Regions from separate parts of the Mus musculus genome. Here regions 1, 2, 3, 4, 5 and 7 are each linked to region 6. Evidence: chromatin loops called from intact Hi-C (ENCODE). Cell type or tissue: heart. All regions are shown on one strand. Each heading gives the region's core, and the rest is flanking DNA. Links, peaks and the distances in the headings are about the cores only. Region 1 has its middle 19 kb from the start of Gm39565. Region 2 overlaps Pacrg (PARK2 co-regulated). Region 3 overlaps Pacrg (PARK2 co-regulated). Region 4 has its middle 11 kb from the start of 1700110C19Rik. Region 5 holds the start of 6530411M01Rik (RIKEN cDNA 6530411M01 gene). Region 6 overlaps Pacrg (PARK2 co-regulated). Region 7 overlaps Pacrg (PARK2 co-regulated).

Evidence for each region. Hi-C counts contacts between places; a loop is a spot of excess contacts. Peaks named below come from ENCODE experiments on the same cell type or tissue, not always from the same donor. Only the 100,000 strongest peaks of a DNase experiment are listed, where the experiment ranks them.
Region 1: a loop joins it to region 6, with 2.2 times the contacts of the local background. A loop is called at or near these places in 3 of 42 quality-filtered maps.
Region 2: a loop joins it to region 6, with 2.8 times the contacts of the local background. A loop is called at or near these places in 9 of 42 quality-filtered maps.
Region 3: it touches region 6 in a loop (4-fold over the local background); 6 of 42 quality-filtered maps call a loop at or near these places.
Region 4: it touches region 6 in a loop (2.8-fold over the local background); 12 of 42 quality-filtered maps call a loop at or near these places.
Region 5: a loop joins it to region 6, with 6 times the contacts of the local background. A loop is called at or near these places in 9 of 42 quality-filtered maps.
Region 7: it touches region 6 in a loop (2.6-fold over the local background); 5 of 42 quality-filtered maps call a loop at or near these places.

What each region holds. Positions count from the first base shown.
Region 1 is chr17:10,388,433-10,392,794 of GRCm38, reverse strand. No RefSeq gene overlaps it. Among named protein-coding and RNA genes, the nearest start is that of Gm39565, 19 kb to the right of the region's middle. In heart, for the core only: no CTCF peak of the experiment used is centred there; DNase peaks (open chromatin) are centred at 1,874, 2,264 and 2,894; H3K4me3 peaks cover 1,184 bases; H3K27ac peaks cover 3,474 bases.
Region 2 is chr17:10,508,801-10,513,162 of GRCm38, reverse strand. The region is part of intron 4 of Pacrg (PARK2 co-regulated); the gene reads left to right. All of the region lies in intron 2 of Gm16168 (a long non-coding RNA gene), which reads right to left. Gm52294 (a long non-coding RNA gene) reads left to right here. Exons shown (of 2, transcript XR_003952283.1): 2 at 1-3,525. Among named protein-coding and RNA genes, the nearest start is that of Gm16168, 18 kb to the right of the region's middle. In heart, for the core only: no CTCF peak of the experiment used is centred there; DNase peaks (open chromatin) are centred at 1,612, 2,102 and 2,472.
Region 3 is chr17:10,517,682-10,522,043 of GRCm38, reverse strand. All of the region lies in intron 4 of Pacrg (PARK2 co-regulated), which reads left to right. All of the region lies in intron 2 of Gm16168 (a long non-coding RNA gene), which reads right to left. It overlaps Gm52294 (a long non-coding RNA gene), which reads left to right. Exons shown (of 2, transcript XR_003952283.1): 2 at 1-4,362. Among named protein-coding and RNA genes, the nearest start is that of Gm16168, 27 kb to the right of the region's middle. In heart, for the core only: a CTCF peak has its summit at 1,903; no DNase peak of the experiment used is centred there; H3K27ac peaks cover 570 bases.
Region 4 is chr17:10,333,735-10,338,096 of GRCm38, reverse strand. No RefSeq gene overlaps it. Among named protein-coding and RNA genes, the nearest start is that of 1700110C19Rik, 11 kb to the right of the region's middle. RefSeq lists an enhancer at 923-4,362. In heart, for the core only: a CTCF peak has its summit at 2,501; DNase peaks (open chromatin) are centred at 2,056 and 2,916; H3K4me3 peaks cover 1,561 bases; H3K27ac peaks cover 3,356 bases.
Region 5 is chr17:9,166,748-9,171,109 of GRCm38, reverse strand. It overlaps 6530411M01Rik (RIKEN cDNA 6530411M01 gene), which reads left to right and starts at 3,088. Exons shown (of 3, transcript NR_027881.1): 1 at 3,088-3,823. It overlaps Gm52287 (a long non-coding RNA gene), which reads right to left. Exons shown (of 2, transcript XR_003952250.1): 2 at 1,235-4,362. In heart, for the core only: CTCF peaks have their summits at 1,592 (motif pointing left), 2,478 (motif pointing left) and 3,739; no DNase peak of the experiment used is centred there; H3K4me3 peaks cover 1,631 bases; H3K27ac peaks cover 1,119 bases.
Region 6 is chr17:10,743,459-10,747,820 of GRCm38, reverse strand. All of the region lies in intron 2 of Pacrg (PARK2 co-regulated), which reads left to right. Among named protein-coding and RNA genes, the nearest start is that of Gm16169, 62 kb to the left of the region's middle. In heart, for the core only: a CTCF peak has its summit at 2,462 (motif pointing right); a DNase peak (open chromatin) is centred at 2,540; H3K27ac peaks cover 498 bases.
Region 7 is chr17:10,529,377-10,533,738 of GRCm38, reverse strand. All of the region lies in intron 4 of Pacrg (PARK2 co-regulated), which reads left to right. The region is part of intron 2 of Gm16168 (a long non-coding RNA gene); the gene reads right to left. It overlaps Gm52294 (a long non-coding RNA gene), which reads left to right. Exons shown (of 2, transcript XR_003952283.1): 1 at 1-180; 2 at 2,447-4,362. Among named protein-coding and RNA genes, the nearest start is that of Gm52294, 20 kb to the left of the region's middle. In heart, for the core only: a CTCF peak has its summit at 2,522 (motif pointing left); no DNase peak of the experiment used is centred there; H3K27me3 peaks cover 315 bases.

The DNA of each region.
Region 1 (4,362 bases), core at 167-4,166, 360 kb after region 6:
ATCAGAAACGTTCGCAGCAGAAAAACCTCAGCGCGGCAAGGGATCGTCTCCAGCGTGAGCTCTCACATCCAGGCTAGGTGGGAACCTCAAGGAGTAAGTAGGACTTGATACAGCTGAAGCAAAGCTCCTGGTACCTGACTCAGGTGTGCCGGCAATGCTGGCTATCCAAAAGAGGTTAACTTTGAAGCACTTGCAGCTTAGCTGCGAGCCTCAGTTCACAGGCAACAACGAGAGACCAAGAACTAGGGAAGTAATGTCACAAGACTGACAGATTTGAGGGTAGAGTGTCTGGCAATGTATCTGGCCCAGAATTAGTCTCCATGTTGTAGAAATAGACCAGTTGCCTGGAATAGTCCTGGATCCATTTTTCTTAGAACAAAGACATTGTTAAGAACACAGATGATGGGCTGGAGAAATGGCTCAGCAGTTAAGAGCACTGACTGCTCTTCCAAATGTCCTGAGTTCAATTCCCAGCAACTACATGGTGGCTCACAACCATCTGTAATAAGACCTGGTGCCCTCTTCTGGTGTGTCTAACAGCTCCAGTGTACTTACATAAATAAAATAAATAAATAAATCTTTAAAAAAAAAAAAAAAAAGAACAGGGATGAGGTATTGATAAGAAAACAGCCCGGCAGTGGTGGCGTACGCCTTTAATCCCAGCACTTGGGAGGCAGAGGTAGGTGGATTTCTGAGTTCAAGGCCAGCCTGGTCTACACAGTGAGTTCCAGGACAGCCAGGACTGCACAGAGAAACCCTGTCTCAAAAACAAAAAAACAAACAAACAAACAAAAAAAGAATTGATAAGAAAACATCTGTAAAATTGAAAAGCAGAGATCAGGCGAAGCAGGTAACAGAATTATATCTATCCTGTGCCATCTGAAGACACATTTCCAGAAGTGTGTGCACTATGGCACTCACTGCAGTAGCCTGAGTGGCAGGAACAAGGTTTACTCCTTTGATTTTTGCTTGTCACAATTTTCCAAATTACTGCAATCCAGATAGTCTCCATCTGTCACAGGTTCAACTCCCACCCCTACCCCTCGGGATCCACATGTAAAAGTATTGGTCCCCACCAGACTTGTACCTTGGACTGTGGGCTTGTTGAGACAGACCTGCTCAGAACAGAGAATGTCTGTAGTCAGCTAAGTTGGGGTGGGTCCTACTAGAGAACAATGACCATCCCTGTGACTGTGTCCCTTTAAAAGAAGGAAAACTTAGTGAGGTGAAGGCAGAGATGGCGCGTTGTGTTTCTACATGCTGAGGAACAGCAGGATGTCAGTCGCCACCAGGAACTGGTCGCTGGTCCACAGTGGCAGATTCCCCCATTCAGACTAGGAACAAGTCACCCTGACAACCATGGCCTCAGACCACCAACTTCCAAAACACCGATGGCAAGGCAGTATATTTCTGCCATTTGGGCCACCAGGCTAGGGTCACTTATACCACCTAGTAAAAATGACGACAGCAACACCAAAAATTATTCAGACTTTAAAGTTAAAAGTTAGGCTTGGGGACCAGAGAGAGCAAACCCGGAGCGAGCCGGGGCGGGGGAGGGGGAAGAAGCAAGAGGGAGAAGGGAAGGGAAAAAAGAAAGAAAAGAATTGCTTTAAAAAAAGTGAGGCTTGCTTGGGTGGGTATCTGGAAGTACAGAACAGCTGTCCCCACCCAGGAACTGCAGCTTCCCGGATTGGAGCCTCTTCGCTCGCTCTCAGCTGTTCAGTAAGGAGAGCATCCTTCACTGTGCCAGAGCTCTGGGGAGCCTTTCCTCCCTCTCTGCTGTCAGTCTCCCTGAGTCACTTCTGCTCTCTGGAGCTGCCAGATTTTCTGGCTGATGGAGGCCGTCCCACAATCATGGCAGCTTGGCTCCAGCCTGACCACATCCCAAGTGGCTGATACAGGGATGAGGCACATGCTGCAGGGTGCCACAGGTCACATGGTAGGGGGACGTCATGGAGCACGCAGGGGCCTCCAAAACCCTCGGAGCACCTCCTCCTCAGCAAGCAGAAGTCTATTATTACAATGGACTGCTTCATTCTCAGCTTCTCCAACCCTGGGGCTGGGCTCTCGGAAACCTGAACCCGAGCAAGGCCAGCGGATCAAAATAACTTCCAAGAATAACCAGGCCTGCGCTGGACTCAGGCGTGTGGGCCTGCAGGCTGAAGTGCTCCAGTTCCTGCCTGGGCCTTCACTCTACCACAGCTCCCCAGGAATGAGTTATCAAGTGACACACTCTGGAACTTAATCAGCCGAAACAATGGGAGGAAGTATGGCGCTTTCTCCACGGCCCTCCAAACGGGGAGCCCCGCTTATCAAAGGGACAGGATTTATTCAGTTGCTACAAACTTCCAAAGACTTCCTTTCCCAAAAGAAAGACCCACAGGAAGGTCATGTCCTTCAACCACATCCAGTGAGTCAAAAGTGCCTCCTGCTTCGCTTCAAGCTGGCCAGTCAGCCGACTTCCACCCTGGCCCCAGCCACTGGATCTGGGCACACAGCTGCCCCAGGAGAGCCTGCAGGCTCCAGAGGGTCCAGAGACAAAGGCACAGCTGACCCTCAGACCACAAAATAGAGGCCACAGATTACGAACTGGCACCAGCTCAGGGAAAATGAGGCTTATGGTCACTGGAAACAGGTAGGCCATAGGCTCTCTCTCAAGCCAGTTAACCTAATCTAGAGTTCTCTTTTCACACGGAGCAGCCTGACTCCTAGCAGGCTGGGCCTCCAGTTTTACAGTCCCCGAGTATTTTACCAGTGGACCTTTTCCTATACCTTGTGCTTGGACTGCAGCCTTCCAGACAAGCTGAGCATCCTGGAGCCTGGATGTGACCTTCATCAAGACCATCCAATCAAAGGGGAGAAGACTAGCCACACCCACTGCCCCCAACACACGGTGTACACAGCCAATTCTAAAAACTCCAGAGCTGGAGCTGAGCCTGCACCACACCGCATGCACGCCACACTCCTTCGTATTGCACATGATAGACATTTGTCTGTGCTGTCTGAGGAAGAGCTCGTCCACACGTGGATGGGAAGGCCTTTCCCAAGATCTCGGGGGTCTCCCTGCCTCAGAGGGTGGTATTTGAACAGCCTGTATCAAAAGGAGCTAAGCCTTTAACAAGGGGTGTGTGGCCAAGGGAACAGCTTCTGCTTCTGTGTGTGCGCGTGCGCGTGTGTGTGCGCGTGCGCGTGCGTGCGTGTGCGTGTGCGTGTGTGTGTGTCTGCGCGTGTGCGATGAGCTTCCTGATTGGAAGGCAGATGTAGGAAGAATAAGTAACTGAAGTAAGTATGTCTGTGCCTCACTAGCCACAGATGCCTCATTGATCACCACGTGATTTCTAACCTAAGCATGGACGTAGTTTCAGACCCTGTCTCAAAACTACAAGTCACCCAGTGTTGGCATGTCTGTCAACAAAGCCCACTCACCCTCATATTCGTGCTAAGGAGGGCAGGATCTCTCTGTCCTTCAACAATGAGTCCAGACACCTAATATAACATCCCAAGGCCCATGTACTCGGGCATCCATGCCTCCTTCCTATTCCTGGCAGAGGCTGAGCAGTGAGCACAACACATAACCCAATTCGGCAACGCCCACCAGAGGCCTGGCAGGCCTTCTCAGCCTGGACCCTTGACCTAGAGGTCTTGTGCATGGATTCTTTGTGTGTCCATCCATCAATCGACCAACATCTAACAACACCCACAGACATCTGTAATCTTTGGAGTGAGAGTCGTGTAGAGATAACTCTCTGGTGCCCGCCTCAAGAACACTGCAGTGCTTAAGGAATCAGACATCTGTATCCCATAGGTTAAAGTGAATGGTCACTGGCCGGTAACCCTGGTGATCCATGAAGAGAAAGGTCTGGGTGCCTTCCTGCTTCTTGGTCTACCCTCTGTGTGCTCTGCAAGGGCTTTGACCACACTGGGCATCAGTGTAAGGGTGGTGTCTGACAAAGAAGAGAAGTCAAGCCCTCTCTCCCACAGGTCACCTTCTTTAATGAGAATACTCATTCCCACAGGGTCCTGATAAGCTTCCCTTTGGCTTTTCTGCCTGGCGATAAGCACTACAAAGCAAAAAGCCCTCCATGTTAATGTACTCCCTGGAGGGCAGCTGTCATCAGGATGAAAGACACCATAGAATGATACCCCTGCTGGTAGGCAACAAGGCACACACATTGTACAATTTCAAGGGATTTTCAGATCCCCTACATCAGTGGCTCTCAACCTGTGACCCTTTAATACAGTTCCTCATATTGTGGTGACCCCTCAACCATAAAATTACTTCATTGCTACTTCATAATTGTAATTTAGCTACTGTTATGAATGATGATGTAAATATCTCATAGCAGGATTCCTGATGTGTGA
Region 2 (4,362 bases), core at 117-4,116, 230 kb after region 6:
GACTAAATAATAACTTCCCACTTGGCACACAGTCTGCCTCTACATTGCCTTGTGTGCCAGAGATATTTAATTTACCACAGAACAAGCACAAATATATTTGTATTCATTTTCATGCCGAGTTTCACAAGTCACCAGGACTTAAAATAATGGAGGTCCTGACCTGCAGGTGAATAATTTCTTTTTTCTACTTCCATACGCTGTACTCATGAAAATACCTTGATTAATTAATAAATGGCAAGGCTTTGTACTAAATCTTAGCCAAATCGCTGTTTTGTAGAAGCTTGAATTGCCCACACACAGTATTGACATCACAAGGGAAAGATGGGTGTTTTAATGATTAAGTTAAACAGTTATTTCACCCATAACTCCATTCTCCTTCCAGTTTCCAACCCCAATTCAGAGTCACTGAACCTGAAAGCTGCTGGGAAGAATCTACGTGCTCAGCGTAATTTCCCCTCAGTGCCTATGGGACACACCTCCTTCTTTGGAGGACTTTCCAGCACAATCCTATCTTACTTTCCTTCCCTCCCCATTAGACATCTGAGTGTCCTGCCAGGGCTCATCTTCCTGGCCCACCTTGCTTCTTCCCCAGCACTCAGTACAGATGAGGCCACGGAAGCACTGCTAACCTCAGAGCTGCAAAGGAAAGGCGGGTCTCTCCCTGATCCTCTAGCTCTCTTGGTCTTTACACCCCATCTTCTGCAATGTTCTCGGAGCCTTAGGTGCAATGGTGTTATGTAGATGTAGCCACTGGAACTAGGCTCTACACCTCTGCAATTTGATACCTGGTTGTAGTCTTCTGTAATGGTCTTTGTCTGTTGCAAATAGAAGTTTCCTTGATAGGGGAGGGCACTACACTTACCTGTGGGTATAAGGATGAATAATTAGAATGTAATTAGGGATTATGACAGTCTGATCTCTTTTTTATGACTTTTGCTTTTAGGTTTATTTACTTTCAATTTTTCATGCACTGGCTGTACTGTTTCTGGGTTTTGCTTGATTTTTTTTTCTTGACCTTTTTTTTCCCAGTTAACTCAGGCCCTTGAAAAAAATTGTGTGTTGGGAAACACAGATGGATACACTCATCCGTGAAAACAGAATAGATTCCTTCCTATGGGTCTATACATGTAACCAGTTCATTAACAACAACTTCATAGTTTGTATTTGCATGGACTTGTATATTTTGTAGATTTGTGTAAATATATCTGAACAATACCATCTTAAAAAATAGGATGACCATTTATCTTAGTATCATCCCTGGCCCATCAGTGCCCTCATGGGTAAGACGTCGGTTAGCAAGATCTGCATCTTATTCTCTAATTTGCCTTGGATGTCCTCTGACACCAAGTGAGTGAGATGCCTCTGAGACTAATAGCTAGTACTGCCTTGAATGCCATCAAAAGGAGTCATCAAAAGCTACACGAGACTCAAATACCAAGCACTACTCCATTGGAACTCAGAAAGAAATAGAAAATGAAGACATGTGTTTGTTTTGGCCATAAGAGTTATATCTCCTCTAATGGCGGAATGAAATTATAAGGAAGTCAGTTGATTGCAACAGGCTGCCAGAGAGCATTTCCCTGGAGGGTCAAGCCCGAGTCCCTGGAAGAAGTGGAAAGTTCCATCAATAGTAAAGGTTTCTTGTGCTGGAATCTCTATCACATGGGCTGAACCAAGGGAAAGCTGGGGCACACTGGCCAGCTGCTGGGGTCCATCCCCCACAGGAGAGCCACATCTTGGCAGGTGGTGACCTACAGAAAGGAACCTCAGCTGGTAAAGGGCAGTTAGGAAGAAGCAAAGGATGATGTTGGAAATCTGGCCTTGGTTTCAGTGTGGCTCCAGATATGTTCAGACTTTAATAGGACCCTTGTTCTCAGTCCTAAAGGCACGTTGCAGTCACATGCGAAATGTTCAAAGTTCTGCGACTGACTTTTGTTCCCCAATCCCTGTCAAATGCCTCCTGATAACCCGAGTCTCCTGCGTTCACAACACAGTCTTTTCAGCTCTTGCTCAGCCTCTGCCAATCCCCTCCTCTTCTGCTCTCCTTCTGGTCCCACAAGAGAAGAGACGTGGCTACCAGAGGAGTAGGCAGTGCTGATCTCCTTAGGTCCTTAGGTCAGGCATGCTACCAGAGCTGAGGCTCCCTCACTGGCTGACCCACAGACATCCAGGGTGCCATCTGAAGCTCGGCCTGCTGTGGACACTGACAAAGCCTCCTGGGTGTTGCTAGCATGCATCCCAGGCTAAGATCCAGGCAGCAGGACTATCAAGGCAAGGTGCCTGGGGCCAGATCCCAGCACTAGCCAGAGTTAGACAGCAGTCAGGCAGGAAAGGGCTTTCTCCAACACAGATTCTGATACTTGGGGTTCAGAGGTGATAGAGATTCGATAGCCAGCAGGTGGGTTGCAGGAAGCCAGCACCAAGGCAAGATTCACTGGGCCTCCAAGGTTATCCATCAAACTCAGCCTTGACCCAGTTTCCCTAAGACATGAGCACAACTCCACCCACACATGCAGCACATCAGCGACTCAAACAAGGGACGTAAGGAATAAGGGCCCTTTGCTTCCTGCTTGTGCAATAATTGGATCTTCCCTGGACACACTCGCCAGCCACTGTGTGGCTCACGGTTCCCACCCAGGGATTTTCAGCCATTCCCACACCCTCTTGCAGTCCAACTACTTTCTCATCAGCTCCAGCTCTCAGCTAGCTCTAAATGCTGGGGGGTTCTTGGTATAAAAATATTACTCCCTGTGCTTTCTTTTGCTGTTATGCTAAACTTCACTTTCCCATTTATAAAGTTAGAACTGGATAGCTCAAAAAATGTTCTAGTATCATAGTAAATGTTACATTTTATAAGAGAGTTTATACCAAAATAGATGTGGGCCTTCAGCCTGAATTCCCCTTGGTGTAAGCAGTAGCTTTTATGGTAAAGTGCAAGAGTTGGTAAATAATTACAAAACTAAAATTTCAAAGGAAAACAGAATTTATAGACATGGGCTGTTCTTTGAAACTTATGCTACTATATTTTAGTGTTAAATAGATTCTGTGACTTAGTTTTTAAGTTGCCATGAATCTAACACCGCCCTTCCCAGAGGAGCAGAAAGTACTTAAGTGGGCAGTGTTTCAGAAAGGTCCTTCTCCTATTCCTTTTCTCGTGCCTAATTAAATTCCAGACCAAAAGAGTTGGGTTTTACAGAAAAAGAAAACATGTAAATACACATTTATGACAATACCTAACGCCATACTGCCAGAAGATAACTGGGAGGCAAGAATTGAGTCACAGGGACAAAATAGTGTTTGTTTATGCTTGCTCCACAGTTACCTTAATCCTCAAACCCTTCCACATGTCTCAGTCAAGTGTAGCAGCTTGGTCCTCACAGCTTCAGCTTCCTCCTGCTGCCATTTTCTCTCCTGTTCCCAGTAGTAAAGACGTGCCCTGTGAACCGACCACGCCATCTCAGTCTTGCTGCCCAGTGTGACACTGCCTTGACTACTGGCCGAGCCTGAGTCCAGCTCCTGGTCTCTCAGGCCCAGGGGTGAAAGACAAGTGTCCCAGCTGCCTTCTTGGGTTAGGGATCTTCAAAGGCCAGAAATCAGAGCTGCTCTCAGAGTCCCCTGGACCTCCACGGAAGTGTTGTAACAAAATGACAAAACCCACAGTTAACAAAGGCCACAGGAGTCAGCTTCACTGTTATTCCACATGGGACCCCTGTCCTGACTGATGCCAGATCTCAGGGAAGAGATGGGCCATGTAGCTTAGAGATGGGAAACTAGAGTGAGCCTCTCTCAGTGCTGACTGGGCTCATGATATCAGTCCTGCTTTAGAGTTCTAGGCGTTGCAGTGGTGAGTCTTACCAGACGCTTGACAGCAAAAAGCATATTCTAAACTTCTTTTGGGTCCCCATTTGTTACCAAAGTAAGAATCCCTCATCCCTAACTCCAAGGCCTCAGCCTACCAGGAGCCAACTGTGCACAGTGACCAGAGTTTCAAACTCATGTGGAACATTCAGAATGGGAATCTATAAAAGTGCCCTGTGGGGGGAAGCCCTGACGGGTGGCTAGGACTTCTGGAGAAAATACAGTCAGTCCAGACTGGGGACAGCCGAGAAAGACATAGAGACAAGGAAGGCATGGCCTTACTCAGAAGCTCTGGCTCCATATACCCTGCATGCAGGCGGGGACCCTTAGGGCTCTGGGAGGAAGGAAGTGGCCATGAGGAACCATGGGAAAGCTTGGTAGAAACAGGGACTCACATAAAGGTACACTGCTGGCAGAGGGTGCTTAGCAGCACTGGGTTCCAAAATACAGCCTCTAGCCGGGCGGGCGTGGTTGCGCACGCCCTTAATCCCAGCACTTGGGAGG
Region 3 (4,362 bases), core at 105-4,104, 230 kb after region 6:
TTAATGTGTGCCTGCCGTGAGCAAGCTATGTCAGAAACATAGGTCGACATACACATGCCTTTCAGGGATTATTTTGGAGTTCATTGAAGGGCAACTAAACTCTCAAGCCACATCAGTGTCATTTTTCTTTAATCTTCCAGGTATTTTGATTTCGTTTGATATTCCTATCATTGACAAACACAGGTTCTTTATTCGGTCTTAATTGATATTAAGAACTCTCAGACCTCATATTACATTTTGCATGATGATACCTAGACTGCAGGATAGGGTTAAAGCAGAGCAGTGCAAGGACCCTCCTGAAGAAGACAAAGACTGAAAGATGGCAGAGATGCTAAGAGAGTCCCTGCAGGTAGTTATGTGTGAACAGAGAGACCCAGCTGCGGGCTGTCGAGGTGCAGGGCTGATTCAAAACGCCAAGCTGCTTAAAAGTGTAGCACTGGCTCCAGACACAGAGCTGGATCCCAGAAGGATGGCTGTTCAGTGGGCTGCATGAAGCTGTGGTGACACACTGAGTTAGCTCAGGGACAGAGGCAGGAGTCCATCACCTGTCAATCTCGTGATGCAGATGGCAGATGGTCTAACAGCAGTGGTCCCACAATGGGCAGTAGGTACCTCCAGACCTTGTTGGTGATGCAAAGGAGGCTTGCAGCATCCTCTGGTCCGCTGTATTCAGGGAACCACACAACCTGGTTTTCCTGATGCGGTTTTGATACACCCATGCATCCACGAGCTCCTGATTGAATTTGGAAAGTTGATAGGTGGTAATACTTTGTTATCCATCATAGTTCATGCTGGGCAGAATGTTGTTCCCTTGCACAAACATGAGGCACTATGTCATTATTTCTACTCAAACAGGAGCAAACTGCTACTTTATTTAACTGAGCCGTTCTGGACCAGGGACCTCTGAGAACCCTCACAACTGCTGTTCTGAGCCTTATGGAGCACTTTACACACAGTCCAACCTGCCCACCACAGCACCTCAGTTTTACCATCTCTTAAAAAGGTTAACAACAATAGCTACCCAGTAAATCCTGAGGTCCATGTCAGTGGGTGGCACTGGGAGGACGCTGGAGCATTGCAGGCACAAACCCATCCTTACCAGGCCACTTGGGTCAAGTCTCCAACTAGCTACAGCCTCCCCTCACAGACGTGTCCCTCTGGGTGGCCAGCGCTCCTCAGAGCACTCCTGTCCTTCACTGCCTCTCCATTTCTCTGTCTCGCCCCACTTCCTGTCTGTTTCCCACCAGCTGGACCTCAAGGTCAACTCAATACCACCTTCTCGAGGAGTTGCTTCAGGCTCCAGTCAGCCTCCTCTCACCCCACAAAAAGGATTTTAAAAATCGGAACTCACTCTCTCTGTGTGTTTCTACTAGCACTCAGGATACAGTTCCAATCTGTACTCCTAACATCACACTGTCCTTTCTCCTCTGTGTAGGTGACCTTGATAATTGTGCCAGGGGTTCCCCACCTCACCCCTCTCTAGTTTAGTGACTGGCATGGAGCAGGCAGTAAACATATTGGCTACATTTATATTTCTCATAATGAATTTAATGAAAATCATGACCAAAGAAAATATTTATTACCCATGATTTTTATTATATCAGTATCAGTTTAGTATTCATTCTGCCCCAGAAGTTTAAAAAACCTATTTCAGATCTTCTCTTTAAAATAATGATTTTTGAAAGTAAATTTCTTAAGATTGAAATTTATCAAACTGTTTTGTTCTTTCAAATTTCTATTTCCCAAGGAAATAAAAGTCATGAGAACTGAAAAATGCTCACTGTCCTTTAACGACAGCACCAGTGTGGTAACTACTTTGGACTTGTATTTGTAAGGAGAGAGACAGCGCCTTTATCTGGGAGCCGTGTTTGCTGGAGCTGGCGCCCCCCATCTTCCTCCAGAACAAATGTTTGTTGTACCGCTTTTTGCTTTTTGTTTTGTTTTTGTTTTTGTTTTAATTCCTTGCTCTTTAGACTATTGCTTGAAATCTTACGTTTTTTTAATGTGTTGCCAGGTAGAAAAGCGATAACAAATTCCGTCGCATAGAGTGGCCTGCCCTCCTCCCTCCCTCTGCCATCCTAGTCAACAGACTTTTGTTCCAGGACTGAAAAAGACAGCCTCCCACTAAACAAATAAGCTCTCCAGAGGGTGTGTTGTTCTCAGGTTTTCCTGTGAATTTACCACGAGTCTCTGCTGTGGTATGGAATGTCACAGGAGGGTTTTTTTTCCTCCCTCAAGAAAAAAATAAAATGTGCAAAAAGGCTGGTTTTCTTTTCCAGCCGTGATTCCTCTGCCTCTATTCAAGCCAGCACCAGCGTTTGTGGATGTCGGAAGGAAAAGGCTCATTTGAAAACGCACATCTACACTCCAAGCCTGCCCACTCGCACTGTTCTGTGGTGAAGGAGAATTTCCACTGAGCTTGTTCTCCACCTGAACTCAGATATTACCAAAGCTGTATTTTCACAGCAGAGTATAAAATAAAAGCAATGTGTAAGAAATTCCTAGGCCTGTTCTCCAATGCTCCTAATAAATGCTTAGAAAGCCACATTTATACTTTGAAGCCCTTGGCATCTGCCCTGAATGTGTCCTGAAGCCCACCGTCTTTCTTCTTTAATTTCAGTTTATTTGGTTTAATGATAGTTACTGAACATAAATGCCAAATTACGATGGCACTTTCCAGCTGTGTGTGGAACTTTATATTTTAAGTACCAATTTGTGAAGAAAGAACACTTCCAGCTCAGTTCTCATCAGCATTAGAGGTTTCAGCAATTACCAATTATTTTTCTAAATTACCTATTTTAATTAAGTAAAATATTATGAATTTAAGATTATGAAGTGTTCAAGCATTATTTCATCTTTAGCTAATTACCAAGAAAAAGGAAACATATTTGGGGACCTTGTGTGGCTATTTGTGGAGCGAAGTGCTTTCTCTGTGGCTTCGGGGCCTTTGTTTAAGAGAAGCAGTAAAATCCCTTCCTTAGGTCTGTTACCTATGTGGTCCCTGCAGAGGACAGCCTGAGCTCAATGTTGGTTCTAGTATGATGTAATATGGTTTATATATAGATGCTTGGGATGGTAATGGTAATGGCCACTTGGCCATTGGAATTTATCCCAGCTCCTCAGGGGCATTCTCAGAGGGCTAGTGTCATTGGCCCACTCCCTGAAGTAGACCCATGCCCAGACATTAGAAAAAAAGCTAGTTGCACCTGCAGACATGACCACATCAGGGTTCACCTTTGACATCGCCATCCCTAACTTGATGGTGGGTGAGCATCCTACTCCTCCTTGCAGGACCCCATATAGAAACAAGGAAAGCCGAAGAAGCCTGCTCCAAAGTTTCATCTGCAGGAAGGTGTCCAGCACCATTGGCAACTGGCACCAACAACATGACTTTGAAAAACAATGGCTTCATGCAGACTGACAGCCCAACAATGTTATTTCCAGGCAGAAGTCACAACTGTCTTCCGCCAGTGTGTCCCTTGGCATTCCTCCCCTTGAATGTGGCCCATTTGTGCTTAGGTCCGTGTAAGGCAGAGGTCAAGCAGGACTCCTGCTGGGCTGTGGCAGTGAGTGCCAGTATCCTCAGCCTCGTGAAATAATCATGCAGTCTTGATGAGGTTGTTAGAGGATGATAAAGGGAAATGGAGACAGTTTGTGACATTTATGGACACATTTCTACTTAGAATAACTTGTGTGTCTGCTTAGATGCTGGCTAGAAACTCCCGCTGTGAGGAACGGCCGCCTGGCTTTTTACTCTTCAGATTGAGGTTTAGCTTTTAAGCCAAAAGTGTCATCAAGAATCCCTATGCCTGTGACCACCAGGGCAGGTGTGGCTGCCAGGCCTGGGTCTGCAGCTGAAAGATGCCCAGGGCTGATAAGGAGCTGGTTGGGGTGGGGGGTGGGGAGAGGTAGAGAAAAAGACCCTTTTATTGGTTTTGTTTCATTCATCCACGTGATTCTGGAAATCCACTTGGAAAATTGTCCTGATGGGTATTTTAACTGAAACGCTACTTTTAGAGTTGTTTTCCAATCTATTCAGCAAGCAATTTTAGGTAATATGTTTTAAAATACAAAAGAAATGAATTTTGCCATTGTTTCCAACATAATCATAAGAACTCTTGGAGTTTCTAAAGTGGGAGTCTTCTACATCGTTTAGATCTGTGGCACTTGACAATTCGAAGCATCCAAAATGATATAGGCAAACTGGATGGATGGCCCAATTACATGCAATGGAAGTCAATAAAGATAAACGCAAGCCACTGTCTTGAATGGTAATAATCCCGTAAATAAAAGATAAGAAAGAAAACCAATTAGACTTCAGCATGGTGAAAAGATGAAGAGGTTTTGATGAGAGAAAACAGA
Region 4 (4,362 bases), core at 239-4,238, 410 kb after region 6:
TTTGTTTTTGAGACACTCCATGGTGAAGCAGTTGCAGTAGAAAGACTTTGAGGAACATGCCCAGTTCAGAGAACAGCACAACTAACTGAAGCAGGACTTTTCTGCATATTTAATTGCACCTTAAAAAGCAAATGGGAGACTGTTTGAATAATATTTTTTAAAATGTATAGTTGAATTTATTCATAACTTCAGGGCACCGTTACTTCACTGAAATTCCCCAGGATTTGGCTGATCAGAGCTAAAGGATAGTGCGCTTGCTTAGAGTGTGCCTGCCAGCTGTAGGACCTATGCCCGCTATCAGAGACAACTAACCCTCACGTGGATCCCAAAGATGGGGACAGACTTGTTTCCTCAAGATAACTTTATTACCGATTTCTTGTAACCGAATCAGTTCATGTTTAATACAGAGATAACAGATAAGCCAAACATACTGAGGTAAATAAATACTTAAAAATACTTCATGACACTTAAATAATATAATAAAATCCAAATCTTCCCCCTTTAACTTATTCCATGTAGAATAAAATTATTGTCTGTATTCATTCATAATTTATACAAAATTCCTAGAAGTGAGATTATAGCCCAAAGGCATACAGAATCCTGTATGTTGGCACTTAGCATCAAATTGCCTGCAGAAATCTTTCAGTTCAAAAAGCCTCATTTTGTGCATTAGAATGCTCACATCCCCTTCTTCCTAATGTGAACAATGTGTTTAGAATAGGCCTTGCGATTTTATGGGTAGTAACAGTTTCTGTGATTGTGTAATTTTCCTGGACAAACGTGTACCCTCCATGTTCACATGTTCATCCCTAGCTCCCTCTGCCCCATCAGAAAACGTCACTCTTTCCCGACCCCTAAGGTTATATCTGAGCTTTCATGGAACCTCATTCTAGCACATTCTAGGATGTTCTACTCAAGGATAATAGAACAGGGGCCTGACCTTCCTTCTTCTGTGAATCTTACACTTTAAAATACAGCCCCTCCTACCACCTATTCCCATATAGGTTATTTTAATATACCACTTTTAAGGTGAAGTTAATTGGTGACATCGTTCCAGAAGAATAGACACATTTCTTAAAGGCTCATAATTTACAGGAAACCAAGTTATGGTGGCACAGCCAGGATTTTAGCACTGGGAAGGCAAAGGCAGGAGGTTGGTTACGAGTTCCAAGTCAGTCAAAGGTACCTTAGGAAGAAGACAGCGTGCTCAGAACAAGCCAGTAAGCAGATCGGCAAACTCGTCAAAACGCCAGCCAAAATAAAAAAACACACAAAAACTTGGGATGAATTGTATGCGCTCTGCTCACTGGTTCTAAAAGCACACTTCGAGTCAGTGGGGAGCTAGCTCTCTGGAGTCCTTTGCAGATCCTAGCAAGGCCAACTGGAAAGATCACCGGAGTAGAAGCCACAACGATAGACAACCACAAAGTAGTCGTGTTTACAAACTCAGTCCTATCACCTCACAAAATGGCGACAGAATCTGTACATTCTTTTGATCAAAGCTACGCAATGCTCACTGAAAACATTTACTAAATATTCCTACTAACTCGCACTTTTCCACGAAATGCCCTGGTGCAGAAGCACAAGAAATTCAGTCTTTCTCCTGTGCGGAATGTTTAGGAATCACATAGTCAGGTCTGGGTGACAGGGCAGGGTGGGATCCTGGGGACATGTTTTGAATCTTCCAACATGAAGTCTTAGCTCTCTACAACTGACTTACAGGCTGTCACGGAGCTGCGCAGAGCTTCTAGTGTGTTCAAAAGGAAGCTAGGGCTCAGTTTCTGCTTTGCCTCCCTTTGGCAGAGCTAAAGTTTGGGCCATGACCAGGCCTGAGGTAGGATTTCCTAGTTTTTTTTTTTTTTTTAGCATCCTAGGAAGATAGATGAGCGGAGCCAAGGTTACTTGTTTCTTGCATCCGGAACGAGTGTTTTAAAGTAACAAAACCTTAATCTTTTTGGATATTGAGACCTACAAAGGAAAATAATCAGCATTGTATGGATGACTTCAATAGACTAGCTGCCTGCAGACTCCCCCGCCTGGGAGTGACATTGAGGGAGCCCTCAGATCTCGGTGTCTGGAGACGCGAGCCAATGGGGGCTAGGCAGACGATTCTTTCTGGTGCTTGATGTTCCGGACATTCCGACGTCCCCGGTTCATTTCCAATGTATGAATACATCACTCTTTCTATTAAGATACCACGAAGACCACCTGTTACTACAGGTGATTTACATTCCAAGCTAGAATTATAGATTCCTTTATGCAAACATATTTAGGGAGAGTTCACTTTAAGACGGAATTTAGCTCCCTAATGAAAACAGCGCATAAAGGACCCTAACAGCTTCTGCGAGAGGTCCAGACTCTTAACTGGAGAAAGTGGGGCTTAAAAGAAAATGCGGGTAGGTTCTTTGTCTCCTAGGAAACTCATTTCCGACTTGGGAATCGGGCGAGTTACTCCCCTGCCTCACGCACATTCCTACCCGCTCCAGAGCGCTCCAGCGGGCAAAGATGGAACTCTGTTCTTTCTTTTGTGTAGCCCGACCGTTTGTTTCTCTCCTGACAACAGCTTCTCCTCCCTTCATCCTCCCCGCTTTCTTCCGGGCCTGGGAACTGCGAGGCCAGGAGCTGTGTGGCCGTCCCTTTGCCGGGTTTCGGGTCCCTGTGCGCAGGCACGCATTCATTAGCGCCACAAGAGCACCAGAGTCCCGGACACCTCATAAATATTTAGAGGTTCCCACCACCTTCCAGAGAGCCAGGGGGAGAAAGAGAATTTAGTGTGGAGTTGGTCAGGGTAATATGCATGTGAATCAGAAGTGGGGACAAAGGATGAAAGGTGCTGGAAACTCCAACAAACCCGTGATCCCCGGGGGTCATTCTGCCTGTTCCTGCCCACACTATCCCGGGCCGGCCTTCTTCCTGCGCATGAGCGGACTGAGCCTGTTTCCGAAGACTGTTGGCAAAGGATGTGTGCTCTTTGTTCTGTCCCGCTCTTTCTTAACAGACAGGTTTGCTTTGCCCTCTCCACTGCGCTGGCGGCTGCCTTCTCCTTTGCCACCCACAGAAGTGAGGCATGAAGATCTAGGGGTCTACACTAATACGTAAGGCAAGAAAAGGGAACAGAATGTGGCTGTGTCGGGGAAAACGTGCGCAAAATCAGCCTGTGGGTTAGACACAATACATCGACACTCACTATGGAAGGTTGAAAAACTTCCATAAATGTTCTGTGCACAGAACCCAGAATCCCAAGAGAAAGTCTGCACGCAAACAGCTACCTTGACACCCACACACCCTATGAAGCTTTTAAAAACTATTTTTAAACACTCCTCCTGGCTTTTATTTTGGGAGGTCTGGAGTGCACAGAGCAAGGGAGAGAGCAAAGGCTCAGAGCTCAAGAGAGGAAGCTAGAGCAGTCTTCCTTTCTTCCTAAAGCACTGTCTCACAGGAAGGATGACCAATGGCCTTAAAGCCTGGGAGTGAATACAGGGGCAGTAAAGGATGGATTGGCCAGGCTAGTTTTCATCAGAAAGGAAGAGGATGGCAACATGGAACTAAGCAGCTTTGGGACAAAGACTCCTCTGTGGAAAGGGGGTTGCTTTAACCAGGTAGGAATTTTAAGTCAAAGCCTTGTAATACCTAACAGTGGTTGAGATGAAACACATGGATTATAGGTCTTATGAAGCATCCTGCTTAGTTTGGGGTACACACTATACAGCAATGAGAGCCTGAATAGTTAGCAATAGAAAATAACTTACATCCTAGTTCACATTTTGGAAATACCTGGGATTGCAACTATGTTGCTTTGAACGAAAGTGTACAAATATTACTAGTTAAATCTTACTATTAGGAAACATCGGAGGAAATGTGCTAAATTTCATAAAAACTTCCAATTTGCCCCAGTTCACTACTTACTACAAGAAACCTTCAATCAGATAGAAGCTCACTGAAAATTAAAAGGAATCTGGACAAAGCTGGTAAACTGGTACCTTGCCCTTATAAGCTGGTGAAAACTAGCTCCAATCACCTTAAGGCAGGAGGAAGTTTATGGATCAGGGTGACAGAAATGTGAATCAACCGTAATGAGCTCAAGAGCCCCAACAAGCCACAGGGAAATGCTCTCTTCAGCTCTGCTTTTTCCTGACTTCTTCAGCAAGCCCCTCACCGAGCTACCAGGATTCCTGAAGCATCTTTATCTTCAGCCAGTAATCTGCCTAAACAAGGGGCCCTGTTTTCTGCTGACAGCTTCAGCAGCACTTGCCACTCTTGCTTTGGGTCAAGTAGTAGCTATCCTTGAACCAGTTACTGGGACCAACATTGTGTGTCCCTCCACTCATCGTGGACTGCCTGCTCAACTTGGTGACTGTGGCA
Region 5 (4,362 bases), core at 115-4,114, 1.6 Mb after region 6:
ACACACACACACACATCTTAGAAAAATAACCATAACGATGTATAGGAAACTTCTAGGTGAACAAAACACGTGTTCAGGGCTTTCTTGGTACGCAAACATATCACTGACATTCTAAGTCATACTAAAAGGTTTCTTCTCTAGGCTTGAAGCTCCCCCCACCCCACCCTACCCCACCCCAAAAAGCACTTGTAGATCAGCCACACAGAGCAAGCATAATAGACAGAAGGGGGAAGCTGGATCCAGGCAAGGTGTTTTGGCTTGCTAAACTTTTGCTATCATGCTCTTTGGTAGAGTTGATTTTCAAGCGCTATAATGAGGCCTCTGACAGCTGTTAGCAGCACAAGATTAAGAATCAGATGGGGTGAGGATTTTATTTATCTTGTTATTTGTGTCTTCGATACCATGGACAGGTTGCTTACACTCTTGGAATCTTGATGTTTTCATTGGTAATCTGGAAACCACGTCTTTTGACGAGGAATTGTGTGTGGGTTAGAGTCAGACTGCGTGATGCAATGTTTCCCCAGCGGGAGCTGCAGACAGTGGTGCTATGTATATTGTGTGCAAATGTATATGAACCTTGGAAAGAAAGCAAGCCCGTGATGCTCCCTGAATGGAAAGGGAGACTTGGAGGCTGATGGGGAGGTGAGCTGAGAGCAATGAAATCAGGAGGCTGGAAGAAGAGTTTAAGCAGCCCTTGTTAGATACCACCCATGCTCACTGTGCCTTGCCTAAGTCAGTCTAGATGGCTGTCACTCAGGGTGCACTGAATAGTGTTAAAACAGGAAGCCCCTTTCCTCAGGGCCCACAGCTTGTAATTTATTGGGAAGAACCTCTTTCTCACTGATAATGTCTCTGTAAATAGACACAGGAAATTTCCTATAAAAAGTCAGCCAGTCTCAATCACATTCCTCATCTATTGCCTCCCACTTCATTGCTTAATACAGGCGTAGGGAGGGCTGTCTCAACTACTCGGTTACAGCCAGGCATAGGCACACTTTTAAAATAGTCTATATGTCAAGTCAAGGGAGTGAATGACAGAGGAAACCTGGTCCATGTGTGCATTGGCGCAGAGCTGTGCATCTGGCTTTAAACCCCTTGCTTTGCACTAGGATCTGTTTGTCCATTAAAGGGGGATGACGAGGCACACACACCCAGCATATTCCACAGCAGACCACACTGGTGAAATGCGTTCAACATCTATTTAGGACAAACTGCGCCTTCTTCCACCGGATGGTAGCGTCCAAGCAAATCTTATTTCAATTTCATGCAATTCATTAATGCCACAGCAAAAGGCCATTAAGTATTTCCAGGACTCTTTAGACTGTTATACTTGGTTGAAGATTAATCTAAATATGGAATCTAAATTTAAACACGCAGAAGCATGCCTATCTCGTCTTTCTCGGGCGTCAATTTCCACGATTCCATTGACAATACTGCGTTTTTAAAAATATCTGCTCTTTTTTGGTGTGTTTTCTGATGCAAGCTCTTCAGAAAGCAGGAAAAAAAATAATAACGTAGGATCAAAGAGTCTTAAAAACCGGTAATAGAAATTCCATAGTGACTCTGCAGCACCATCTAGTGTCTCGGGAGGTTATGACACTCTTTCTGGCAAGGCAGATCTTCATTGATGCTCCCGGAATGCTGATGAGAAAAATCCCACCACCCCTTTCCATCTCGTCAATTAAACCCTAATTTAATTAAACCTGTACAAGGCCAACTGCCATCAATTTGTTAAATCCTATAATTTCCCAAACTCCTCTACTTTGAAAAATCATTAAACCATTAAAATACAGCTGGGAAGACCTGGAGAATCTCTGACTGCGGTTTTAAGGACAAAGTGAAATTTGGCTCTGGGCACTATCTCTAATCATATTATGTTAGAGGGTATTTCAAAATAGTTCTGGGGGTAAATTTTTATTAAATATGGGGAGATTGTGAATGGTCAACCAAGCAAGAGTTGTTTGTTTGTTTGTTTGTTGTTAGACAGGGTCTCATTTTGTACCTGGCTGACCCAGAACTCATTATGCAAACCAGGCTGGCCTTGAGCTCACAGACATCTTCCTGTCTCTGTTTCCCAGATGATGAAATTAAAGGCTTATGCTTCCTCATGCTAGGAACTAGTTGCAAAAAAAACACTTTCAACCAACATATTGTGTTTTGGTTGTGGGGTAATATAGACTAAGAAGCTCAAAGACGGGGGAAACACACATACCCCCTATTTTGTTCTGTGATTTCCCCCACGCCTTTAAACTTTATTTTTCTTTTTTATGTAAGCAGGATGTCCCATTCAGAGAATGGTGACCTCTGAATTAATGTCATAGATTTGTAGTAAAAGGGATAGATGCTAGTCATGTATGATTATAAATCAAAGATGTTGTTCTGGGGTCAGTGACACAGAGGGCACATAGGACCACTCTGATGAGGGAACGGAGTTTCACTGTGGTGGGAGCCCAGAGCTCTGCTGCCATCTGCTGGTCCAGCATGCATGACACATGTGATCCATCTTTCCTTAGAACTAGTCTCATTTTAGGTCACAGCTCACCTTGGGCATACACGAACCTGTCAGCCCTCTCTTTGTATTCTGATTCATCTTAGCTGCAGGCATCCCACAAACTGGCAGACACGCAGAGAAACATTGAGAGCACAGGTGGAGGGCGGGACGGACCTAGTGCCCTATTTAAACTGATGGATACATTTAAATGAAATATACACGAGTTAGGGAAGGATGTACCGAGCGAACCCGTGGTAAATTTCAGATCATTATTTGATGCCGCTACTTCGCCGTTTGTCTTCTTTGCCCTCGCGCGGTAAACCAATGTGCCCTTTGCAGTTTGACATGAATATGGTTTATTTTAGCTAAAAATCCAAGCCGGCCCTAGTCACTCTCGCTGTGAGCATTTTCAGGCTCTCCTTGCAATCCCAAGAGTACAGAAAATAAATTTGACACAATGTTTCTTTTGTCTTCCCCCACCCCCCACGCCTCTGGCCAATTGATTCGGAGCTCTGTTTCTGTCTTGCCACTGCTGCCTCCAGGTCGAGCTGAGATTTCCGTAGCTTGTTAAGCTAATTTGGGTGCTGAGCAAGGACAAGTCCAGAAAGCAGATTCACAAAGCAGAGACTCACAGAAGCGGGGCTGTTGTGCTATGCTGTTTAGAAGCTGGCAAACGTGCCCTGGATCCTCCTCAAAACATCCGGCTGAGACAATGCAGTTTCGGGCTCACAGCATTGTTCCTGGAGAGACCTGAAGATCCCTGGAGGCTCCGGAAGCCATGCAAGGAGCGACCCCAGGGGAGCTGTGGTTCCCAGGCCTCAGAGGTGAAAGACAGTGGCTTGCAAATGCAGCGCCTCAGAGGTGAAAGAGACAGTGGCTTGCAAATGCAGCAACAGCATCCCATGAGTGCAGGGGAGCGCTCTGGGTGGAGCAGAACAGTAAAGTTCATAAATTCAGCACGTCAGAGCAGCCTGTCTCCCCTATTTACTCTGCAAGTCCGTGACATCGCGAGCGCTCGCTACTTTACTTTGTCTTAATGCTGGCGCGTTAACCTCTGAACGGTGACTTTCCAGCCACTAGCCTGGAGGCTGTAAGGTGCTTCTGTGCCTATTTTTAGCCTCTTTTCCGCGAAGAAAAGAGAAAATAATAATGTCTCGTTCCGGGGATCCTTCTCAAGCATGCACAGGATCCAGGAGGCAACAGTAACATCCCTAAGGAGCCAGTCTCAGAAGCAGGTGTGGGGCGCCCTCTCTCTGTTATCAGAGAGGGTGCCGGAAAGCAGCTGGGCCACAGCGGGGCACTGGGCAGGATCGCTACGAGGAATTCAATAAGGTTGGCTGCAGAGTTTCAGAGAGCAAAGTGGGGGAGGGGAACTCTGAGTGTGCTGTGCCTGTTCCCTTTGGGCTCCTCTGCCCACTGTGCTGTCTCAGAGGGACAAAATCAAGCACAAAAGAGCCCTAGAAATGTGTCATGTGGGCCACACCCCCAAACCCCCGACCCCGTTCATTTCTGAACAGAATTATCAGAGCAGATGACCTTTTTCTAAAATGGTGCTTCTGAAATGAGTCTATCCTTTGTTTTGTTATCAGAATCATACGATGTGAAATTAGAGAAATGTGTGAACGCAAAAGGATTCTAGATGAAACCCACCCAGAGCAGTATTTTCTGTATTTTGCATTTTTCACGTAAACTCCTTGATTATGTACATATACATGTATGAGGAATGTTGATGCATGGGCTGTGTCTATATTTTTTCATAAAGCATCTCACATATTACCTTTAAATGGCTGCCATTTCTTATGGAGTAGTGTGCATGTGTGAATGTGTATGTGTAGATAATATTTAGATATAAGGATAATAAGTTTATCTAT
Region 6 (4,362 bases), core at 136-4,135:
ATATGAGTCTGAGTCTGAGTCTGAGCCTGATGAAAGATGGTCTTCTGAATCTGACCCTGTGTCTGTCAGTTGTGACTGTGTCTGTCCCTAACAAAGAGCTCTGCTCTCTCTTTTATTGATCAACACCAAAAGCATGACAGGGGGAGAGAATGGGATATTTTACAGACGTCTTTATAAAGGATTAAGTCACTGGCTCCAACTGACCCAGACAACAGGCAGTGCTATAAACATGACTGTTTATCAACTAATATCCATAAATGTTCTGCTCAACATTTATGGTGGATATTCATTTTAGAAGATTGCTTTCAACCTCCATATTTACTGCTTTCAGCAAATGACACTCATGTATTGTTCTGGGCCAGGAGTAGGGAAGAGTAAATAAATTAAGAATCAAGACCCTCTTGTATTTATGGTAATCTTGGCAGGATTGTTTCTGCCTTAAACTGTATATGTTTTTACATTTGTGTTACATGGTTTTTGCTGATTCTTTGAAGTAAGGGACCATTTTATTTCCAACCTCAAAACAATTAAGTTTTTGTTTTGTTCCTTTTTCTTTGCTTTAACTGTGCACAGTATCTTGCACATGTCGAGGATTTATTTAGTATATACAGAAGTGAATTATGTAAAAGCTCATTTCTTCTTGTGAAAAATCCAGGAGTGACTGATAATCTATTATGTTAGTAACAGACTCTTCCACCTACATAGTCTCAAAAAATAATTACAGTTCTCATGTTTGGACAGCCAGCAGAGCAGACCCACCCCCAGGAGCTAATATCTCCTCACATGGTCTTGTAAGAATTGACCACAATCCATCCATTTAATTACAAACATGCTGCCAATTAGCTCTGTGTCCCCAAGAGTTGTTGAATCTTTCAGTGTTTTAATTTTCTCCAGGATCTTTGTGGTTTGCACTGTCCATGTCTTTGGGAATAATAGCATCATTGTGACCACACCTACTGTGGCTGGAATAAGGCTTGGGCGAACCAAGGTCTATTAAAGCACCCCAACTAGCCACAGAGCCAGATGACAAGTGATAGCTGTACTGTAATTTTTAGTTTTGAAATTATTAGGAATAGTGGCTGCAGAGATGACTCGGGGGTTAAGAGCCCTGGCTGTCCTTCCAGAGGACCCAGGTTCTATTCCCAGCACCCACATGGCACCTCACAACTGTCTATAACTTCAGTTCCTGGGGATCAGACACCCTTATATCAGGCATCATGCATGCATACATACAAACATATAGACAGGCAAAACACCAATGTACATGAAATAAAAAAAAAATTTTAAGAAAAAATATTAGGAATGGTGGCCTCTGTCAGCCTTCAGTTTAAACTAATGTCATGGGCATTCTTGTGCTTTTCAGAGTGATTTAAGTATGATAAGTCTGTTTGAAATCACATATTATTCTATGAAAACAATATAGTAGCTTTAAACAAGAAAATAGCCTACAAATAGGGTAAGAACCCCACTAGAGAGACCATCAGGGGATATTCCGAAGAAGTCCTCATGTTCGTGAAAATGCATCTTATGGTGAGAGATTTGTGAAAATGTCTACAACTTCCAGGTTAACAAGGTGACCTCAGCACATCAGCATACTGAGTCCCTTCTTAGGAGAGTGTGACCCTGGCTCTGTTGGACTTACCAGGTTCATAATGTACACCTGGTAGGAGACATGATTCAGCATGTCAGATCTCTTCAATGACATGCCTTTGGTTGTCACTTCTAGTGACCCCAAAATGTATACCATACTGTACCAGGAATGGTCACAGTTTTACTCAGACCTTCAAATGTGATTATACATGCATGCATGCACGCATGCACTCTCACACACACACATTCGCGTACCTACGAACAGGAGACCACAGTTGAAATTCCAGTAGTTGATTCCTTCAGGTAGTCTTAGAGGGCTCACTTTGTCAGGATGATGCAGATCCTAAACTTGTAAGGTGGTCAGAAAATGATTAGGGTCACATTACAGCCCTTGAGCCTTCCCGTGGTAAAAATGCCCACAAAGAATTCAAACAGATATTTTATTAGCGGTGTATAATGTCTCTGAAACAAAAAAACAACAAGCAACAAAACAGGAAACAAATGCATTGAAGAACTGAAAGTTAGTCAAGGGCAAGACCATTCTGATGTGGTTTAACTGGTTTAAACGATTAGTTGACTTAACTTCATGAATCTCGAAATCAATATATTTTAGTAAACTAGAGTCATCTTTAATTTTCTGTGCGGAGCACACAGCATTTTAAGCAACCCTTCATGTCTGACATTTTGGCATACTTCTACTGGTCCAAACCGTTTTCTCTCAAAGACTCCATACTGCCATGAAGGCATTCCTATTTTATGTCTCCATTTTTGGCTGAAAATCCTTGTGGCTGATCTCAGCCTGTTTCCCTAGGTCTTCCCTTAAGAGTTGAGGGGATTAGAGCGTGAGGAGAACAGGAAGAGAGGAGCTTGCCAGTAGGTGGCTCACTTTGAATGTGCTTGGGATGGGATCAGAAATGTCACCCCTCCTCCACTAAGCCTTTGCTTTCTATCCCTGCTGCTTGGAGCCTTTTTCTGTAATGCCTGAGTCATTTGCAGGGGGGTGAAGAGGGGAAGAAAGAGAAGAAAGCCAGCATGCACCAGCCTCCTCAGAGCGTAAGAATAGCATGGCCCCATCTCATTCTGAGTGGTCCCCAAGTGGAGCCTGAACCGAATTCTCTTCTCCACACACAATTGCTTGTTCTTTTGTTCCTTGTGTCCTTAGCAAAGACTGAAAGAACTAAGCCTGTAATACTTGGGCCCTCCTGTGTCACTTAAGGAATAATAGGCCATTGTCTTCATTAAGCCACCCTTGTTTTAGCAAATAGAATCCAGAGCCTGGAGGGAGAACATTTTGAAGGGGGCAGAATCAGAGGAGAGAGGCTTCACTGGATTCCCTAGAGAAACTGTTTTGTTTCTCCTGCTTTATTGCTCCTCACTGAGAAGATTCATATTCAAATGGGCTGAGTCTGTGAATAGTTGCTTGCACATTCTCATGCACCCAGGAAGGCTATGATTATGGCTAATTACAGCGCAGAATGAAACCCTAACAAGAGTGCTCAATCAGATTGTTGTTCATGCATGAAGTAAGTAAGGCTGGCCAATGGAGGTGTGATTCTGGTAATTACAAACATTGTGGCTATTTGAAAAATGCTTAGTAAATCTGTTCAGGACAAAATAAGTTCTAATTAATCACTTTAGACTCTGATTTCTCCAGACGATTCATGTGCACTTTAAAAAAAAGTTTAAGGTCCCCTCAATAAACCAAATCTAAATATAAAATATGCTCATTGTCCACACTTTGTTGGAGGAATGGAACTATGCCGCCTGCCCCATTCCTGTCTTTTCTGGCCATCATATCGAACTTGCCTTTTATGCAACTCGACAGACGGTTCTTTAAAAATAAATGTGTACATATTCTTGTTATTATCTGGCAAACCAAATGATTTATGAAAAATTACTGGAAAACATCAACTGTTAATTTAAACATCCAGATCGATTTAATAATTGTGCTGATGTGTCTAAGAATATTCAGTAGACTGTGGCCCTGGATTATAATACCCAAGGATGTTACAGGCTGAAGAAATGTTATCTTCTCCTAATCCATCACGAGGAACAGGACTGAGGCCGCAATAGCAACAAAGAAATGCCTAGCGAGAACTTTGTGACACAGGCATCCTTCAGAAATAAACTAGGTAGCACGCTCATCTGTGTAGTTCAGACAGTGCACTAGGAAACTTAACAAAGTCGTGTGAGAGCGTTCTCCTCAGAGTTCCTGTATTGCTTTCCTTCCTTCCTGTCATGTGAGGCTCCATCGAAGGCAGGGCAAGAGTGACCTTCCTAGGCTCCAAAGCTGCCTTGGAGAAGGCAAGAAATTCCAGTTTCCAGCGTCCTCACTAGAGAGAGAGCACCGGCCATGACGGGACCCTCCTGCAGATCTGCTTCCTTGCTTCTTCTCTGTAGAGAATACTCTGCATGAAGATATTGGTGGCTTCACATCCTGAGCCTGACAGTAATTAACTGGTGGCCCCTATGAGAACAGAATCAGACTGTAGGAACATGTACACTTCAGGGCCATTCTTGTTTTCAGAAACTTTTAAACTGGAGACATCTTGGGTTTCTCTATTTTTTTTTCAAAGTACTGCATACTAATGGAGTGGCTACAGGACCAGTTTCTTTATTTGACATTTTGCAATTTCCTTTGTTCCCTAACCTAAAAATAGATCTTAAGAAATTGTAAGTTTTTTCTCTGTGGTAATCCAAAATAAGTCAATCCAAGCCAGATATAGATAGATAGATAGATAGATAGATAGATAGATAGATAGATAGATAGAT
Region 7 (4,362 bases), core at 221-4,220, 210 kb after region 6:
AGAAACCTGTTTCTCTGGCTTTGCATTCTTGCTTCCCTCCAGCGGCAAATGCCACCCTCCTGCGACCCTATCCACAGGCTCAGACTCGTCTTACCTGTACGCTGTGCATGCAAGCCAGCGCAAAACACAAATGAGGAACATGTGGCTTCAAAGCAGGAAAAATGTTCTGCTAAGCAAGATGTAAGTACTGTCCCTCCCTCCCTCCCCTTCAGTCCCTCGTGCTTCTGCAATCTACTAGTTAGCTGTATTCAAAGAAGGGTACATTTTAAACTGCTAGCCTGCATGCTTCCATTTGTTCTTTAAAATATGCAATCCCAATCTTAAATGCAAATATAAGAACATCTGATAATATAAGAGCATTCATAGATGGAATGACTGGAATGGATACTTTACATTTCATAGCTGTCCTACAAATATTCACTACTCTTTGAAAATATGATGCCAGGCTCCCTCCTTCCCTCTGCTGCTGGGACATCATCCCAGCTTCAGCTGCTGGTGATTATAGTGATGCCACAGGAGTAAGGAAGGAAAAGAGAGGGTCACTGGTCACATGGGTTTCTTAGAACGCCACCACCTCTCCTCTTCACTCAATACAAGTTCAATTCAACAAGAAATCTCAGTCTCTGAGGTCTGCCAAATCCTTTCACCCAGTTATAAGTAATCACACCACGCTATCCCTGACTGGCACATAGACTGGTCCCCAGAATCCTGTCTCCATGAGGTGCCATGAGTGTCTGTGACACTAGGCAGGGAGGAGGAGCATGGCTCTGCACCTGTCTCCTCTGCACACGTGCATGATACACGGTCGCAGCGTTTCAATCACAGACGGAATCATTCAGGTTCAGGATGATCACAGCAAGCATCAGCCTAAGCCAGGAGCTTCTTTGTGTTCAGCTCTGTGCAGCTACACAGGCCGCATGCCTCCATTGCTTTAGGGAAGAGAAACCTGTAACCTGTAAAATCAAGTTATCCTGTGCACACACTAAGCACAGCAAGGACAACACAGACCAACAGGATAGCGAAGCCCGTTCTCTTGGCCACCCTGTCAGGCTCTCGAAAGGGGAGAGCTACTAAGTCTACTAACGTGCAGCCTACATTTAGAAAAAACTAAAATGGGTACAGGTGTTCTCCAATTCCCGAGATGACAATGCAGGGTTCTTTTCCCTGATATGCAGCTAAGCAGCAATAATAATGGATTAGTGCATTCTGTTAAGTATCTCAGACCTTTGGAAACATACTCAACAGGGGTATTCATCCTTTCGGACTCTCTGGACATTTTCATCTGCAAAGTTCATGTGCTAGTACCACACAACTACCGTGTATAGCATTTCTAAGTTGAAAAATTAATCACAAAAAAACCCTTGCATTTTAAGTAAGTGTATGGTTTGTGTTAGGCTACATTCATAGCTACCCTTGGCATCATACAGCCCACAGGCTATGAGTTGAACATCCTTGACCTGAGAGCCTGGGCCTACCAACTAGTTCTGTCAGACCATGCCACATTTTCTGTTTGCCTCCCAAGACTCTTAGAGCAGAAACTGTGGCCTGTCTCGGGAGGTTCTGCCTTCTTCCCATAAAGCCCTGCTCTCCACTTCACTGCAGAGGTCATGAGCATCCTGAAGTCATCACTTACCATTGACACACATGCTTTGCTCGCTTGGACTCTCAGTACATACTGTTCATGTCTTTGATTGTATATAAAACAGTAGACTCCTGCCACTCATATCTTAAGTCAGCACAATTCCTCATATGTCAGTATTCAGAGGCCCATATGGTTACATGCAAATCTAGTCATGTAAATGACTTAAGATCTCACATTGCATAGCTATGCATATTATATATCTATTTTATAATTGTCATTTAAATGTTTTAAGTTTTTCTTTATTATGATCAGTGGCTTAAGGAATCTACATTTCTCCTAATACATGTGAACTTGAGTTATTTTTAATATATGCTGCAATGTGGAAGGGGAGTCGCTTATGCTAACGCTTGCCCATGTGTGGTTTGTAAGACACCACCCCTCCACAGGGGCAGAGACTTAGAAATGGCAAGCCCTTCCATGCTTTCTAAACAGACAGATGTGAGTTTCCTTTCAGTTGCCACTCCCACGATGACTAAAGATAAGCACCTTTTTTCATGAGTTATTTGCGGTCCTCTTCTAAGAATCCTCTATTATAGTACATTGACTGATCTTTCTTCGTTATTCACTTATTTCACGGCAATTTGTTGACAATTTATTCTTTATGGAAGCCACACCTCTGGGTTCCCAGACTTCTGTTTAGTTTCCCCCACCAATCCCAATTATTGGGTTTTTTTTGTTGTTGTTTTTTGTTTTTGAAATATAGGGTGTGTGTCTAGTACTACCATAGTCATCTGTTTGTAGTTTTAGGCTTCTGCCTTTCATTTGAACAAGTCTCCATTCACGAGCAGTAATTCTCTTCCTCAGCTGCAGGCATTGGATGTTCTGTCCCTCCTTCTCCACCCAGCCTCTCCCTGGGACAGTTCTCCGCCACGCCTGCCCCCTGCCGTTCATGTGTTACTACAATAGATATCGCCCCTCCACCCTCAGCCACCTGGCCTGTTTCTTCTGCTTCCATCTGAATTGATGATCGGCCCCTCAGGAACAACCTTGCTTGGATTAGCTCTGGAAATGTTCTGAATTGTGAATTAACTCGTAGGAAATCTGCTTGCTTGAGAGATCAAACGTTGACATTCATTTAAAAAAAAATGCATATAACTGTGAATTTAGATATTTTAGTGTTTCATTCATGGTTTTACATTTTTTTCCATAAAGGTTTTCTCAGCTTTTGTTGGTTCATTAAAAAAACACTCTGCTGTTTTCTATAATCTTTCTATTTCCTCTAGAATATTATCTCCAAATGTATTCACAGTCAGAAAGGAAGTGCTTGTACTACACCTTGAGTTTTTGCCAATTTAGGGATTACTGAATGAATTAATGCAACATACATCTGACACCAATGTATACAGCCAATTGTGAATAATTTAAATAGTTTAAGGAATTCAAACATAGTGAATTCAAACATAGCTTTGTCACTAGGTGGGCCCTTCTTGCTTTGTTTCCATCCAAAGGGAATAGTAAATGTATTCCCACACAGGGAGAGTTTGGCTCATCTCTAGTAGGTTTGACCTGGCCTCATCCCTGTTTCAAAACCTGAATCAAGCTAGCAGCCATGCTGCCAAATGCTTTATTTTTTCTTCACTTGCACTATCTTGAGGATGAAAGTAAGCAGATAGATTTTGTGACAGCTTTGTGAGAAGCAGTATTTCTGAAATAGGAGGTCTGGGCCAGGAAGCCCTCATGGCTACTTGCGTCTGAAATCACAACCTCATAATGAGCTCTTTGTGGAACCTGCTTAGGCGTGATTTGTAAATCTCCCCCATTCTTTGATAGCATCGTTATCTGTGACCTACAGAGAATGCGCTGAGCATACTCCTCCCCTTCTGAGTCTGTTCCACACTGTGTACCTACCCGTGTCATGGCACTGTTCGCTCGCTTGCCAGCCCTCCGCATCATTTTCTCGCTCCAGAATATTAAATGGAATATTCAGTCCTGTTCCAGGGAAGCCTAAATTAGCCACAAAATCCTCAGAAAAGGTATCCATTCAAAGGGATTCCACATGTGATGAATAGAGTGGACACTCTTGAAATAGAGCATGAATCACTCTTCCTCCTCCTCCACCACCCCCACCACCACCTCTTCTTCTTCTTCCTCTTCCTCTCCCTCCTCCTCCTTCTCTTTCTCCTCCTTCTCCTTTTCCTCTTCTTCCTCCTCCTTCTCCTCTTCTTCCTCCTCCTATTCTTCTTTCTCCTCTTCCTCCTCCTCCTCCTCCCTCCTGTAGCTGCCCCCAAACCTCCCATCCTTCTCTAGGCACAAATTGTGTGTTTGAATACACATACTCCCAGCCATGCTCTGAATACTAATGACAGAAGCTAATGTGTCTGAGCTGCCAGAAGCCATGCAGACCAGATTCACCAGACACTCACAAGCTTAAAACATGGCAACACATTTTACAGGTAGGAAACAGCCCAGGGTCACCAGCTCTCTAAGTGACAGAATCTGGATATCAAGTTCTTGACCACAGCCCTGGCAGGCATGGTAGTGAAACATGAGTGGAAGATTTATTCACTACATCTTCCCCAGGCTTAGACTCCAGCCTCCCTATCCAAGACGTGTGCCAGTGACCGAGAGGGGGCGCTAGGCAGAGAGCCTGGGAGATCACAGGGCAACTACAGATATAAAACCAGCCTTGTGCCTGGGCTGAGTCCAATAGGAGTATCTCATAGGGATGTGTTGCAAACCCTGTACAAACACTCCTAGATTATAAAGCAATCTGGATCTTG